Linked DNA regions of Homo sapiens: regions 2 and 3 are each linked to region 1. The links are chromatin contacts, found by Hi-C or POLR2A ChIA-PET in ENCODE. All regions are on one chromosome and are shown on one strand. Each heading gives the region's core, a stretch centred on a gene start or an enhancer-like site at or near the end of the contact. The rest is flanking DNA. Distances are from core to core; before and after follow the strand shown.

Region 1 (4,924 bases), core at 632-3,131:
GGCTCCCATCATTTATTGCTTAGGACATACCCTTTTACCTACTTGCTATCATGCTGGACCTCAGCATTTCAGGGACCAGAAAAGATGGGGACACCAATGCAAGCCCAAGACTACCATCCAGAGGACCGTTCCTGCCCATGCTGCTTTCTCTAGTTTTGCTTTCAGAGTGGTGTCACCCCACTTGCTAACTCAAGAGTGCATCACTAGGCTTCCTGAGCAGGTTTGATCAGGATTTGGCCTGGGTCTGTTGGTCAGGGAGGCAGAGGTGTGGGGAGAAGGGTGAAAGGTGACTGAGCCAGGGTTCCAGGCTCCTCACTCACGGGGCTGAAGCTGGGCATCGTCAGGCTCAGAGCCCCTCGACGTGCGGCAGCGGTAGCCCTTCTTCTTGAGCACGTGGCAGATCATGAAGCCTACCAGGCCCATGAGGAAGAAGACCAGCACAAGCAGGAAGAGCATATATAGCCCATGTTGGGGCGGTTCCAGGTCAGGCTGTGGTTCCGACATGAGGCCCTGGGGGGCGAGCGCGGGCCAGGGCGCCTCCTGGGTTTAGGGGGCTGCAGCTGGGAATGGGGGAGGGGTAGGAATGCCGTCCTCAGGATCTGAAACAAGCACGTCTAAGACGTCCGGCTGAGGTCCGGCCCCACCCCCTACCCAACCAGGGAGCTGTCCGGGCCAGGAGTGCTGTTTCGCCTTTCGGCAAGAGGTCAGCGGCAACGCAAGCTCTCTACCACGACCCTGGTCCCGCTTCCCCGACGCCCCGAGCGTTCCCCTTTCCAGCTTGTTCGCGCTTCTGTCCCTCCCAAGGACACTGCAGCACGAGATGGGACGGCATTCTTAGGCGGCGGGAGCAGAAATCCTGCCTGAGTCAGCGCCCGCACCTCCTCCACGCCGGCCTGAGCCAGGCCTCTGCAGCCCCTTCCTCTCAGTACTCCCGCACCCCTCTCCCTTTTTGGTTTCTCCCACCCTGACCACCTGGCCGACCCGGTACCGGTGATTTGGTTCTGGTTCCGGCTTCTGCTGGGGTTCCGGCTCCAGGGGCGTCCTAGTGCGGCTCAGGGCCCCCGACGCCCTTCCGGCGCTCATCCCTTGATTCCTCCCCTCCCCCTTCGCCGCCTCACCGGCCCCGGGCTGTGGCTGCGGATACCCGCGCCGTGGCAGGCGGGGGGAGGGAAGAACAGAGAAGGATGCGGGCTGGCTGAGAGCGGTGGCAGGCTCCGGGCAACTCCGGCCCTGGGTCAGGGAGATCGCCTCCGCAGCCGCCCTGGCTTCCCAAATGCCTTCACCCGTCGCGGGCCCAGGACCAGGGGGCGGAGCGCAGGTGTGCGGGGCGGAGAGCGTGAGCTCTGCGCGCGCGTGACTGCGCCGGGCCCCCCCGGGGCAATGTGCGGCGCCGAGTCTGGGTCCGGGTAGGGGACAGGCGGTCCGGCGTGGGTGTTGTCCACTGGTCTATCCGGTACGCCTGGCGCAGCTCCTGCCCTCAGATGCCCCGACCGAGCGGAGAGTCAGGAATCTTCTCCGAGGGCTGGGGGAAGCCGGCTTTCCGCACCTTTGAGGGACGGAGTGGCGGGATCTTCGGAGCTTCCTAGAGAAGTGACCACGGCCTGCGCCCGGTTTGGGGCAAGCGGCTGGATGGGATGGCTCGGCTTCCCGAGGATCTGACCCCCGGCCGGAGACAAATGGCCCTCGCATCCTAGGAGCTATGCTGCCAGTTCCCTGCCCAACCCGGGACGCTCAAAGCCCCAGATACCGGGAGAGCTGAGCCGGGCGAGGGGCGGAGCTCCCCTGGGGGCGTGGCCTGGGTGTGGATGGAGGCGGGGCCGCAACGCCCAGTTCCGCAGAGGCCGGCTACGTGCTTGCGCAGCACGCACGGCCGGGGAGGGGCTGGCGGCGGCCGCGGGCGGCGGGCGGCGGAGGTGCGGGGCCTGCTCCCGCCGGCACCATGGCCAAGACCGTGGCCTATTTCTACGACCCCGACGTGGGCAACTTCCACTACGGTGAGGAAACAGGGATATGCATGAGGGGTTGGGACACGGAGGTTTTGAGGCGGGGTTGCAACTCCAGGGGTGAGAGCTGACGAACTCTCTTCTCCCCACCCCCAGGAGCTGGACACCCTATGAAGCCCCATCGCCTGGCATTGACCCATAGCCTGGTCCTGCATTACGGTCTCTATAAGAAGATGATCGTGAGTTCCGCCGCCTCGGCCGGGGGTTGGGGGGTGGGGCGAGCTGTGGCCGTAGGGATAGGTGGGCTGGACTGAGTGCATGAAGTGCGACCCGCCCCTAGAGTATCGGGGAGCTGGATAGAAGTCACCAGGAGTACCTTGAAAGTGCAGGGTGTTGGGGGTGGCGTCCTCTGCTTAATGGAAAGTACTTTCTCACCTCAGGTCGGCCACCCTCTGACTGTAGGCACACTAGCCCTTGGCCTAGGGTTAGCGTGATGTGGGGCTGGTTTGAAGACAGAAGGTGTGTTCCTCCTCTGCATTTTAGAGTGTGGATAGGGCCTTGGCCTCAGGAATTAGGGTTAGGGGAGCGGATATCACTGTATCAGGGTGTGAGGTTTACCCTCAGTTCCCACTCCTCTTTTACCACCTTTCTTTACCTCCAAGGAGCTAGGGCTCCAGGGTGGAACGATGCTGCCGTCTTTGTAAATGTGTATGTGCGTGTGGAACAGAGGCGATATTTTAGATATTCCTTTTTCAGCCTGGAATACCTCTACATGGTTCTGCTTAATCGCTATCCAGTTTTTCATCTACCAGACATACACATGCTGTCTTCCCAGCTTGGAATTTATGGCTGTGATATGGGATAGTAACAGTTAAGCCACGCCAGGCGTGGTGGCCCATGCCTGTAATCCCAGCACTTTGGGAGGTTGAAATGGGGGGGATCGCTTGAGGCCAGGAGTTGGAGACCAGCTTGGGCCACAGTGGGACCCACATCTACAAAAAATAAAAATAAAAAAAGTAGCCATGTGCGGTGGGTGTGCCTGTAGTCCCAACTACTTGGGAGGCCGAGGCGAGAGGATGGCTTGGGCCCAGGAGTTTAAAGTTACAGTGATCTATGATCAGCAGCCTGAGTTGACAGGGAGGACCTTGTCTCAAAAGAAAAAATAAGACAAAACAGCTAAACCCAGGCTTTATGTGTTGCTAGGGAAACTAGTGAACAATATGAATGAATGTTCATTGCTTGTGCCAAGGCACAGACAAATGGACTGGTCATAGAAAAGACTGAGGTGATGTTAGTGCAGGAATCTATATCCCTTGAGATTGTTTGCCTGTATGTACCTGTGTGCATTTTCTGGGAGAAGAAAAGCTCTTTCTTGTGCAGTTTTCAAAGAGGTGTGACACATCCCCCTGACCTTCCAAAGATAATAAATCTTTGATTTTAATTAGAAAGTTGACATATATCCCATATATTTGACTCCAGAAAGAAGAATCCAGAGGAAAGAGGACAGAATCAGAGCTTGGGGGAGGAGATGAGCATGGAGAGAACTGGGAATAGGAGATTCCAAGGAACAGGGCAGGTGGATCAGGGCTCAAAGTTGAGAAGGTACGATAGGCTGAGCTGGAGGTGGAAAGGAAAAGAAGTGGTCTTCAGGGGGCTCATTTGTAATAACTTACCTGGTTAATCGGAGTCTCTCTACTGACTTAAGGATTGTGGGATGAGGGGAATGCTATGTTTGGCTTCATATAGTCTCCAGGACTGGGTTCAGTATGGGTGGTCTGAGCCTGTGGAGTGGGGCTGACCCTGCCTGGGTTCATCTTGTGTCTCCATCCCGAGGTCTTCAAGCCATACCAGGCCTCCCAACATGACATGTGCCGCTTCCACTCCGAGGACTACATTGACTTCCTGCAGAGAGTCAGCCCCACCAATATGCAAGGCTTCACCAAGAGTCTTAATGCCTTCAACGTAGGCGATGACTGGTGAGGGAGGACTGGGAGTTTTGATGTCTAACAGTTTAATGCCAAGCCCTTCAGTGAGGTCTTTTGGCAGCAGTGGGAAGATCTCAAGGGGGGCCTACTTGTCAATGCATCATAATTCATTTTATTTGTTTATTCAATAAATATTTATTGGTCACTTGTTCTAGGCAGGCCCTGTGCTAAGTGCTGGGAATGCAGTGATGAACAAAAACAAAATTTTAATATCGTATTTTTGCTAAGTCTTATAAAGAGGAGGTGTATGACAGATTATGAGAGTGTATACGTGGAGGATTGTTTAGCTTGGTGGAGTGGCTGGTCGGTGGGGCCTTCCTAGAGGAAGTAAAGATTGAGCTGAGATCTGAAAAAAGAGTAGAAGTAATCAGATGAAAGATGGTTGGAGGGTGAGGGGAGAAGTATAGCAGGCAGTAGGGACAAGTGCTAAGGGTCTGTGGTAGGACTGAGTATGACTCATTTGAGGAACAGAAAAAAGGCCAAGTGCAGAGTATGAAGAGGAGGTGAACTGAATTGAGGCTAAAGAAATAGGACCTTTTAAAAGCAAACAGCTCTATTATGAATTGGGGTTTTTACCCGTAGAGTAGAGGGAAGCTATCAAAGTGTTTTAAAAAGCAAGGGATCTTAAGAGGGCTATGGGCAGTTAAAAAAACAAAAAAAACAACGAAGGAGTGGTTTGATATCATTAGGTTTACATTGAGCTTGTATCATCCATAGAAGAGTCAGGGTTAGACCCTCTGGGGAAGAGAGTGGACAACAAAGATAAGCCACACTCTACTCTATATCCATGAAAAAATAGTAACCATCACAGCTACCAGTTGCTCAATTCTACTTACTTTTGTTTTTAAACTTTTTATTAGGGAAAATTTCAAAAATTTCTGAAAGTGAAGTAGTGCAGTGACCTCCCATACGTCCATCACCTAGCTTCAACGCTTATGAGCAAATGGCCACTCTTTTTTTTTTTTTTTTTTTTTTTGAGACAGAGTCTCACTCTGT
Region 2 (4,924 bases), core at 1,625-4,124, 1.1 Mb before region 1:
TTGTACTGGGAAAACACTTCTGTTTATAGATATAATAAACATGACTGAAGAAAAATAATACACAAACATTAATATAGTAGTATACCACGCAGCAAGCATCTCATGATATCGGAATGTCTGAAATCCAGGACACAATGGTTGACTCCACCCTCTATTTTTAGAGGTCACCTGACCTGATCAAGTAGTAGTTAGTAGTGGTAGAATACATTAGCAGAGCTGGACGTAGAGAGAACAGAACACCGAGATCCCCATCAGTCTTTCCTCCAGATTACAGGGCTGATCCATTCCATTAGACAGCTTAAATAACACTTCAACTCTATCACTGCAATGTTTCTTCCTACCAAAGAATTCTTGCCCCCAAAAACTAGTGGTAGGAAAACTGCCAGTCACCCAAACGCACCCTCCTCAGATTCAATGCCAAAATAGAAAACACAAGTCCAAATTCTAGGGCTTGGTGCAAGAGGTTCCATTCCGGGCAAGTGAGATGGGGCAGAAGTCAAGAGCTCTGCACTGGCAGGGACTCCATCTCTGGCTCAAACCAGGTGGATTCAAAAGCTCTGGTCCTGCTGCTAGAGCTGTGTGACTCAGAGGTAATGCTTCCCCCAGTCTCTGTTTTCTCATTTGCAGAATGAATCTAAGCACATGAGATAATTATATGTGAAGCAGTGCCTGGAATGAAGTACACCTCTGTAAGCACAGGAGCAGCAAAATATTCACTCCTACACCCTTAGTGCCCAGTGCAGTACCCAGTACACCACAATCACACCAAAAGTTTGCTGAGTGAAGCAGAGAACTCACTAAAGCCAGCCTGAGGTTCAATCAAAATTCCTGGGCCCAACCTGTAAGTGGGCCCCTAACTTACTCCAAACCAGGGACCCCCATCCCCTAAACCAAGAATGGCCTTGATTATTGACAAAGGAAGGGTCTGTTCATATGTTTCAGGTAAGGCACAGCCTAAGAATCTGCCTCTAAGAAGCCTCATCACATCACAGTCCTGTGTTCATTTCATCCCAAAAGATTGGCACTTTGGGCTGCCCTGGCATTCCATTGTCTCTCTCTTCATTTTTAGAAGCAACAAGCTGACAAAATGACATCTCAGGCACCTGACTTTTGTAAGTGCCCTTTAAAGAGGCCTGGGAACAATTCCCACAGCTACGACTCTACTCTGCTAAGGCAAGATTTCTTAGCTGAAAGGTATCACCTACTAAGAAATCCATCACAGAAACAGATACAGTAACAGAGTCAGAGACAATTCCACTATCTGCCTTCATGTGGTTCCTGATTCTTAAAACTAAAAGATGGACTGAGCTATTTTTAAATGGGGAGACTGAAAAGGCACCAAAAACGTTCTCACAATCCAAAGCACTCATCCCTAGAGCACGCTTATTTGGCCAGAAAAAGAAACTCTCTGGCTCTGCAAAAGTGAAGCAGAATGCAAAATTGCATCTCTCCCCTTGTACCAAAAGGAAAAAACGCAAAAATGGTTTTACAAAAGGTCCAAGAATCTTTGAAATACGTTTGAACTTCTTTCTGAGAATTATGGATATTCCTTCTCAGACCTTTACAAGGATAACGGAAGAGGTAAAAAGGAGAGCTTGGGAGCAGGAGAGGGAGAGAGTTGGGATATGTACATTCTATTTTTAAACCCTCGCCCACAGTTTAGAGTAAAGGAACACTCTGATTCTCTACTCCCACCCCTATCACCTTCTGCTAAACACAAGAATCAGAACCTGCGCACGTACTGATTCCAGATTTAGAGATTACTGGCTGCCAATACTCCAAGGAATCGCAAGCTAACCAAGCATTCCACCCAGGGAACCCGGCGGCCTGACTAGGCTGGAGCTGCGTACAGGGAGCGAAGCAGTCACAACCCACCTTTTCCCAAGGGGAGGCAGCGCCCCCTCGGCAGGGCACGCTCCATTCTCACGGTTGGGCACTCAAGGCTGAGCAACTCTGCCCCTAAGGGAGCTGGAGCTGTGGACACGATGGGATCTGCCCGCTGGCTGCGGCGCGCTCGGCACTCTGGCCCCACTGCTGGGACACCTGCGTGCCGCGCACGCCCACGCCCACCCGCGCTGCCCCAGAGCACCACCCGCGCTGGGTCACCTCCCGACCATCCCTGAACGCAAAAGGCGGAGCGACGGGTCTCTCTCTTCATCTGATGGTTGCTGGTTCGCCCGCTTTACGTATCCTTCCTGCCTCGGAGGCGTCGACACCCGTCCCCCAGTGTACCGGGAGCAGAAACCCGGCAGACGCGCGGGCAACCCGGGCTAAGCGCCACCTCCCAGTTCCTCCCGCCCCGGAGCCGCGTCCCCGAGGGGCTCGGGACACTCACTCTTGAGCGCGCTTATGAGTGACTTCCCGTCCTTGATGAGCTCCTTGATGAATTTGTTGGTCTTGTCCAGCTCTGCTTCGTGCGACTTGAGCGTCTCTCGGAAGTGCGGACTATCGAGGCAGCAGTCGCTGAACTCGAGCGCTGGGAGCCCCATGGTGCGCGCGGCGCCCAGCCGGGGGGCGCGCCTCCGCCGGGGCCCGGGCCGCCCGCCGCCCAGAGCACTCACGCGGCGGGACCCCGGCCGGCTCCCCCGACGGCCGCCGGCTCCACAGGTGTGGCGCTGGCTCACTCCGCGCGCGGTGTCCGCCGGCGCGCAAGACTCCCGAACCGAGCTCGGACCCGGCCGAGGTGCTGCTGTTCCGGGCGCGGGCAACGGAGCGGATCGCGAGCAGGAAACGCAGCGCGGACCCGCAGCGGCGCCGGGAAGCGAGCGAGCGGGCGAGCGAGTGCAGACGCCGCCTCCCCGCCTCCTTCGCTAGCTAGCTCTCGGCAGCCTCGAGCGCCCTCTCACAGCAGCCTCGGCCGCCCCGCCGGTGTCTGGGCCGCTCGAACCTGCTAGCGATGACTTAATCCCCGCCGGGCCAATCAGCGCACCCTCCCCTGCCCGACCCTCAGGCCGCCCGAGGACGCCCGGCCCTTCCGCGGTCTTGATCCAATCAAAGGGGCCTGGAGGCAGGGTCTGCGGCTGGGGGCGTGGCCCTCGCCAACGCCTAGGTCCGCAGCGCAAACTCCGCCTCCTCTTGCCCTCCCAGCGTTGCAGACCCCGAAACCTAGGGGTGAGCGTTGCTGTGCACCCGCCCCCGCTACCTTGCCCGCCTGCTCCAGCCCGAATCCGAGCCACGCATGGCGAGTCTGCTGGTCCTGGGGGCCGAAGAGCCTCGATGTGCCAAGCATGAAAAACCTGGGGACTAGGGCTGCAGTTCACCACCGCCTGCCCTGCACTGCGGGGCAACCGATTTTACACTCAAAATACAGCCCCCTGCTCCGGGAGAATCCCGAGCGACCAAACGCTCCTCTTCCAGTCAGGCAGAAAAATGTTATTTGCATCTTAAAATTACCAGCTCTTGCCTGCAGTCTTCCCGCCCCCTACGGTCCGTCCCCCTCACGGCCACTCCTGCTCAGAACCCGCCCACGGTTCCCCTCAGCCGAAGGAGCTCACATCATTACTAGAATTTCAGCCGCCTGTTATTTTCCTGCTCTGCATCTAGCACAATTTTACATAATAAGATGACAGTCTACTGCCTGTCATCCTTCGCTACACGGTAAGCCCCACGAGGGCAAGTGCCCCTGCAATTTTCTTGTCCGCTGTTGCATCCTGGCACCTAGCACAGTGGCTGGCATTTAATAACAGATATTGAGCACTTACTATGTGCTGTGTGTGCTACGGTGATTGATAAATGTAGAATAAATGAATGGATCCTTTCCCAGAGCCATCTCCACCTCCCACGCCCAGTGCGTTGCCCTGTAGTCCCTCTGTTCGACCGCAGGACTCAATTCTGGCATCTCACTCGTTGCACTTGTCAGGCTGGGTCCCACAGGGTGTCTAGTGCTGAATTGTTAACTCCTGGAGGATAGGGACTGTCCTTGAATAAATTATCTCTATGTCTAGGAACCAGCAGCCCTCCTTCAGCTACGTGGGGGCTTCATGTTTGTTTGGGTTGGTTTGTTTTTTAAATAGGTCTGCTATGTGCAGGCACTAGCCTAGATGGTAAGAATACAAAGATGAATAACAGAATGAATTTAGCTGCTGGTGGTATTAGGTGAGATGGAAGCAAACAAGCGATAACCATGCCTTGTGATAGGATAGAAGGCCTGGGTGCTTGGGAACATGGATTTTTCACTCAGGAGGGGTCAGAGGTGTCCCATCTATATTAAGAAAGCAATTAATGTATTAAATTCATAAATGGAGCATGGTGGCTCACACCTGTAATCCATAACTTTTGGAGGCCAGGTGAGAGGATTGCTTGGGGTCAAGAGTTCAAGACCATCTTGGGCAACACAGCGAGACCCCCCCCATCTCTACAAAAAATTGTAAAATAAATAAGTAAATGTATAAATAAGTGAATGTGATCTCTTTGATAGGTGTATCTACAAATTTAGACTTGATAGCAGGTCCAGACAGCTATCTGATAGATAATTACAACCCAAAAACAATTGTTCTTCACTTGCCAAAGATGAGAAAGATCTAGAATGGAAACCCTATGAAAGTAAATCTGTTTAATGCTTTATCTTGAGCACCTAAAGGTAGGTGTTCTGGTTATCTATTAATACAGAATAAATGATACCAAAAGTTAATGGTTTAAGACAACAGCAATCATTTTATTTTCTCTCACAATCTCTGTGGGTTAGAAATTTAGGGAAGCCAAAGGCTTGAGGTCTCTCATGTGATTGCAGTTGGATGGTGACAGGAGCTGGAGGAGTGGATGGTTAGCTGGGCATCCCACTTTTCAGGTAGACTCAGGGCTTCTCCATATGGCCTTTCTCTGTGGCCCAGTTTAGGCTTCCTCCCAGTATGGCAGCCTTAAGGCTCCAGTGTGAACATATACAGCTCACAAGGAGAAAGGTGCATCACCTTTTATGACCTAGCCT
Region 3 (4,924 bases), core at 733-3,232, 1.1 Mb after region 1:
CCAGGGCCTTCAGCTGTGTGGCTGAGATGAGAAAATCAGCATTGAGGAGAACACTGGAGCCAAGGCATTTCTTTGAATGTTTACTAAGCAGTCAGAAGGTGACTTACTCCATTCCCCAGTTCCAGCCCCTGAGCATAGAGGGTTTAGGGTTAGGAGGAGTACCACAGACTGAAGAGGAAGTAGAGTTAAGGGCTTGGCAAGTTGCCCACTCCTATCCCTGGTCTAGCTGCCTCAGAACTAAAGGAGGCCTGGAACTAACAAGTCACTCCCTTCCAGATTAGATGAGGCCAGCTGGCCTTTGGATGCCCCAGGAAGAGGTGGTGGCAGCAGTGGCATGAGGGATCCCTCTGTAACTCCACATGCCAGGTCATCTGCACTGGATTAGATGTCCATTTCAAATTGTGCGTCATCTGGAGAGAGAAAAGGCAGGAAGACAGGTTGCTGGTCTGAGGATCTGCAGGCTCAGCATCAGTGCAGAAACCCCTCTTGGAACTGAACCCCCGCACTGTGTCACAGTGGCATTTGAACTCAAAGGCTGGGACAATTCTTAATTCCTGCTTTCCTTACCGGGTATCTCTTCCTCTGTCTCCTGCTCCTTCAGCTCCTCCAGCTTGGAGAGAGGGGCTGTTGGAGGAGTTGTGACCCCGGGAATCTGAGGGAGGCAGCAGGGGGGTGTCCGGGCAATGGGTGAGTTCTTGCACTCCAGCAGGAACTTTCGGTCGTAGATGATCCTGGTGCCTGTCAAGGGGTTGGGACTGAGGTAAGAGTCAGGAGCTTGGGTACCGAGGTGACTGGGGTCCCAGACTCAGGCCTTTTGGGGCCTGGAGGTGAGGGTGGTGTCAAATTTCCCTGTGTATCAAAGGACATCGGCTCTGAAGCCCAGCTAGGTTCTCAGCAGACAAGCCTTCATAGTGCTTAAAATCTTCCAGACCTAACCAAGATGTGGGTATAAAGCAAGGGGGGCATCCCAGCTGGTATAGGCAGGGGCTTTATGTTTGGGAGAGCTTCAGATCTTGGCTCTAAGAGGAACACCAAACTTTGAGTTCAGGTACTTCATGCTGCTCCTCTACCACTCTGAAACCTCTGCTTTGGTCTCACCAGTGAAGGTGAGACCTAGACTAACAGCCTCAGGTGGTTCAAGAAGTGAAATAGCAGTTGTGAAGGGTTCCACCCAGTGCTGTTACCTGGGCTATCTCCTGCAGGGAGGAGAAACGTACTGTTCTAATCCTGACCCCTCCCAGGTCCTATAAGGTTCACACTAGCTCAGAGGAACTTGGCCCGCATAATGTCCTCAAAGGGTCCTGCCCTGTTCCTCCCCTCCGCTTCCGCGTGGCAGGAATCCCTGGGTCGGGAGCCCAGCAGCTCGTGATCCCAGGCTGCTCGCCCAACCAAACAGACGCCAGCCAGCAGCACAAAAACGGAGCAACTGCCCCAACTGTTCTAACTACTCCACTTCTCAAGACCCGGTGCTTCCGGCTGAGGTCACGCTCAGTAGGGGGCCCTGGCCCCTATTCCTAGGAAGCAAAGTCGCGAGGGGTAAGGAGCGTGTGTAAGGCTCCAAGAACCCAGGCCACAGTGAAGGATTACAGCCCAAACACCCGGAAGCTAGGCTCATGGCCTTGTTGCATCACTTAGAAGTTTTTGGGAACTGAGCTTCCGCTCCAAACATTCTCCCCCAAAGCTACAACCTGTAGAGGGGCCTGCGGACAAGTCTTAGGTCTGTCCCTCCCCTACCCCCGCCCCGCAACAACACGCACGCGCTAATATGTCCGCAGCCTGCGGACCCCTGCCCGGCCCGCTGACCTCCGGGGGTAGTGGCGTATAGCGTGCCCCCCGGCGTGGTGCTGTAGCAGTCGGGCAGCTGGTCCCGGCCCCCGGGAATCGGGCAGCTAGTGGACGTTGACATAGCGAGCGGGAGGAGCAGCAAAGTAACCGCCTGGCGTTGAGGTCGAGGAGCGCAGCTCTGAGTCTGAGGCGGACTCAGCCGACCACGTGCAGCTGCTGGCAACAACACTAGAACAACGTCACGCCCAGGGCGGGCCACCGGCCGTCACTCAACCCGACGGTCCCGCCCTATCTGCTAGGAAGCCAGCCCGGTTCAGAGAAAGCTGGAAATGCGTCCAAAGTCCCAGGCCCCACACCAGCTTCCAGTTCCTGCTGGCCCAGCGCTGGCCAACCTGCCTGAGTGCTGCAGCAGCTCAGCTATTTACTGTTTATAGCCGGGAGCTGGGGGCAGGTGAAGTAGGGCAAGCGTTTTTATCCTGTATTAGTTCACCCATTCCTTGCCAACTTTTGGATAGTAAAGCACTATGATTAGCCAAAGTCACACATCTTGCAGGAAGGGAAGCTGGGATTCAAATCTGACTGCATCTGATTCCAGGACTGTGCCCTTAAGCCCAGCTGTGTACTGCCTCCCATAAACAGTAACAGTACAAGGCCGGGTGCGGTGGCTCACGGCCTGTAATCCCAGCACTTTGGGAGGCTAAGGCGGGTGGATAGCTTGAGCCCAGGAGTCTGAGACCAGCCTGGGCAACATGGTGAAACCTAGACTCTACTAAAAATACAAAAATTAGCCGGGTGCGGCAGCATGCGCCTGTAGACCCAGCTACTCGGGAAGCTGAGGTGGAAGGATAGGTTGAACCCAGGAGGCGGAGGTTGCAGTGAGCGGAGATTGCACCACTGCACTCCAGCCTGGGTGACACATGCCTTGATGGCCTGGAGCACAGCAGGAAGGGGAAGGTCAGTGAGGGCTGGTCATCTTTCTGAAGAAGTGGTACCTGGACTAATAAAAGGATGAGTCAAGTTTGGGGGCTACAGCTGAGGCATCACCAGTCAGAAGGCCTGCCCTTTGATCTCTTTGCCAGTTAACTAAGGAGGGGCAGGGGGCTAGTGAGGAGGGCTTGGTCTTTAGAAGGAAAGAAAGGTCAGAGAGTTTGGCCTTGGAGTTTTTTTTTTGTTTTTTTTTTTTATGTAGACACAGTGATATGACAGGCTGGAGCAAGGTGGTGGGATTGGTGAAGATGTATATATGCTGGAAATCTTGAATTCATCAGGCTGTCCTGTTTGGCTTCCTCAAAATCAATACTGCCTCCACTGTCCCTTCCCCTCACCAAAAATTAAGTATAGACCACCTGACTGCATCCATTTATCAATATTAACTCAGCTCTGGCTTCATCAGATTTCTCCTTAGGTCTGATTTCTTCACTCATTTAAAAAAAGATTGCTTCTCAAACTATTTATTTTCTGAGATAGGGTTTTGCTCTGCTGCCTAGGCTGGAATGCAGTGGTGTAATCTCAGCTCAATGCAAACTCTGCCTCCTGGGTTCAGGCCATCCTCCCACCTCAGCCTCCTGAGTAGCTGGGACCACAGGTGCCCACCACCACACCGGGCTAATTTTTGGATTTTTTATAGAGACAAGGTTTCACCATGTTGCCCAGGCTGGTCTCGAATTCCTGAGCTCAAGTAACCTATCTGCCTCGGCCTCCCAAAGTGCTGGTGTGAGCCACCACACCTGGCCAGCTTCTCAAACTTTAATGTGCATATAAATCATCTGGAGATATTGTTAAAATGATAATTCTGATACAGTATTGGTCTGGGTGAGATTTTGGATTTTTTTTTTTTTTTGACACAGGGTCTCACTGTCACCCAAGCTGGAGTGTAGTGGTACAATCATGGCTCACTGCAGCCTCAACCTCCTGGGCTCAGGTGACCCTCCCACTTCAGTGTCCTCAATAGCTGGGACCACAGGTGCATGCCACTGTACCTGGCTAATTTTTAAATTTTTTGTAAAGGCGGGGTCTCACTATGTTGCCCAGGCTGGTCTCAAACTTGTGGGCCCAAGCGATCCTCCCAAACAGGCATCCTCCGAAACAAGAATTACAGGCATGAGCCACCGTGCCCAGCCAGTTGTGGATTTTTTTTTTTTTTTTTTGAGATGGAGTTTCGCTCTTGCCGCCCAAATGGCATGATCTTGGCTCACCGCAACCTCCGATTCCCGGGTTTAAGCGATTCTCCTGCCTCAGCCTCCTGAGTAGTTGGGATTACAGGCATGTACCACCACACCCAGCTAATTTTGTAATTTTAGTAGAAACAGAGTTTCTCCATGTTGGTCAGGCTGGTCTTGAACTCCCGACCTCAGGTGATCAGCCTGCCTCGGCCTCCCAAAGTGCTACGATTACAGGCATAAGCCACCACACCTGGCTGGTTTTTTTTTTTTTTTAAGATGGAGTCTTGCTCTGTCACCCAGGCTAGAGTTCAGTGGCATGATCTCAGCTCACTGCAACCTCTGCCTCCTGGGTTCAAGCGATTCTCCTGCCTCAGCCTCCTGAGTAGCTGGAATTACAGGAACCCACCACCGCACCGGGCTAATTTTTTGTATTTTTAGCAGACATCAGGTTTCACTATCTTGGCCAAGCTGGTCTCGAACTCCTGATCTCCAGTGATCTGCCTGGCTTGGCCTCCCAAAGTGCTGGAGTTACAGGCATGAGCCACCGGGCCTGACTGCAACTGTGAGTTTTTAATACAGTAATGCAAACGCTTCAGGGCCTCAGAAACACACTTCAGGTATCAAGGGTATGTATATTTTATTGTCCCGAAAAGGATTTTGAGTATCTTACAAAATGGTGCATGCCAAAATGAAGTGTCTTAGCAGTGCTGGAGGGTAAAGCTTGGGAACAGATTGTAGTGAATCATTTATGATAACTAACCTTTTATGCAACGTGAGGAAGTGTCTGACAGGGGGAATGGGAGAATAGGGTGGAGGATGGTGAGATTTGAGGGTAGAGTCCAGTCTAGTGAAACCAGGTGGGCAAACGGGCGATGGCTGTGAGGATGGAGAGAAGTGGATGAGATTCAGATACACAGAGGAAGAATAAAGTGACTGATTAAGAGTGGGGTGAGGGAAAGTGTAAACTAGGATAATTT

Evidence for each region. A loop is a pair of places that touch in the nucleus more often than their neighbours do. ChIA-PET counts read pairs that join two places held with the same protein, here RNA polymerase II (POLR2A). Pooled maps may share reads with other maps.
Region 2: a loop to region 1 is called in a map of naive thymus-derived CD4-positive, alpha-beta T cell, with 6 times the contacts of the local background. The contact joins the promoter of ARHGAP26 here to the promoter of HDAC3 in region 1. A Hi-C loop is called at or near these places in 1 of 168 maps with a recorded cell type or tissue (naive thymus-derived CD4-positive, alpha-beta T cell) and 7 of 50 pooled maps. POLR2A ChIA-PET finds 5 or more read pairs at or near these places in 2 of 52 experiments (GM12878 and K562).
Region 3: a loop to region 1 is called in a map of naive thymus-derived CD4-positive, alpha-beta T cell, with 8 times the contacts of the local background. The contact joins the promoter of EIF4EBP3 here to the promoter of HDAC3 in region 1. A Hi-C loop is called at or near these places in 1 of 168 maps with a recorded cell type or tissue (naive thymus-derived CD4-positive, alpha-beta T cell) and 6 of 50 pooled maps. POLR2A ChIA-PET finds 5 or more read pairs at or near these places in 3 of 52 experiments (GM10248, T-cell and activated CD8-positive, alpha-beta memory T cell).

The regions. Positions count from the first base shown.
Region 1 is chr5:141,633,806-141,638,729 of GRCh38, reverse strand. HDAC3 (histone deacetylase 3) reads left to right here and starts at 1,881. Exons shown (of 15, transcript NM_003883.4): 1 at 1,881-1,994; 2 at 2,100-2,182; 3 at 3,777-3,919. The coding sequence starts at 1,940. RELL2 (RELT like 2) reads right to left here and starts at 1,733. Exons shown (of 7, transcript NM_173828.5): 1 at 321-1,733. The coding sequence starts at 504. RefSeq lists enhancers at 325-444, 1,145-1,194, 4,432-4,561 and silencers at 1,705-1,994, 2,055-2,104, 2,114-2,408.
Region 2 is chr5:142,768,327-142,773,250 of GRCh38, reverse strand. It overlaps ARHGAP26 (Rho GTPase activating protein 26), which reads right to left and starts at 2,874. Exons shown (of 23, transcript NM_001135608.3): 1 at 2,336-2,874. The coding sequence starts at 2,489. RefSeq lists an enhancer at 1,400-2,235 and silencers at 2,531-2,650, 2,661-3,070.
Region 3 is chr5:140,544,720-140,549,643 of GRCh38, reverse strand. EIF4EBP3 (eukaryotic translation initiation factor 4E binding protein 3) reads right to left here and starts at 1,982. Exons shown (of 3, transcript NM_003732.3): 1 at 1,804-1,982; 2 at 568-738; 3 at 68-410. The coding sequence starts at 1,906. The coding sequence ends at 382. ANKHD1-EIF4EBP3 (ANKHD1-EIF4EBP3 readthrough) reads right to left here. Exons shown (of 36, transcript NM_020690.6): 35 at 568-738; 36 at 68-410. The coding sequence ends at 407. RefSeq lists enhancers at 912-1,619, 1,770-1,859, 1,620-2,326, 2,327-3,035.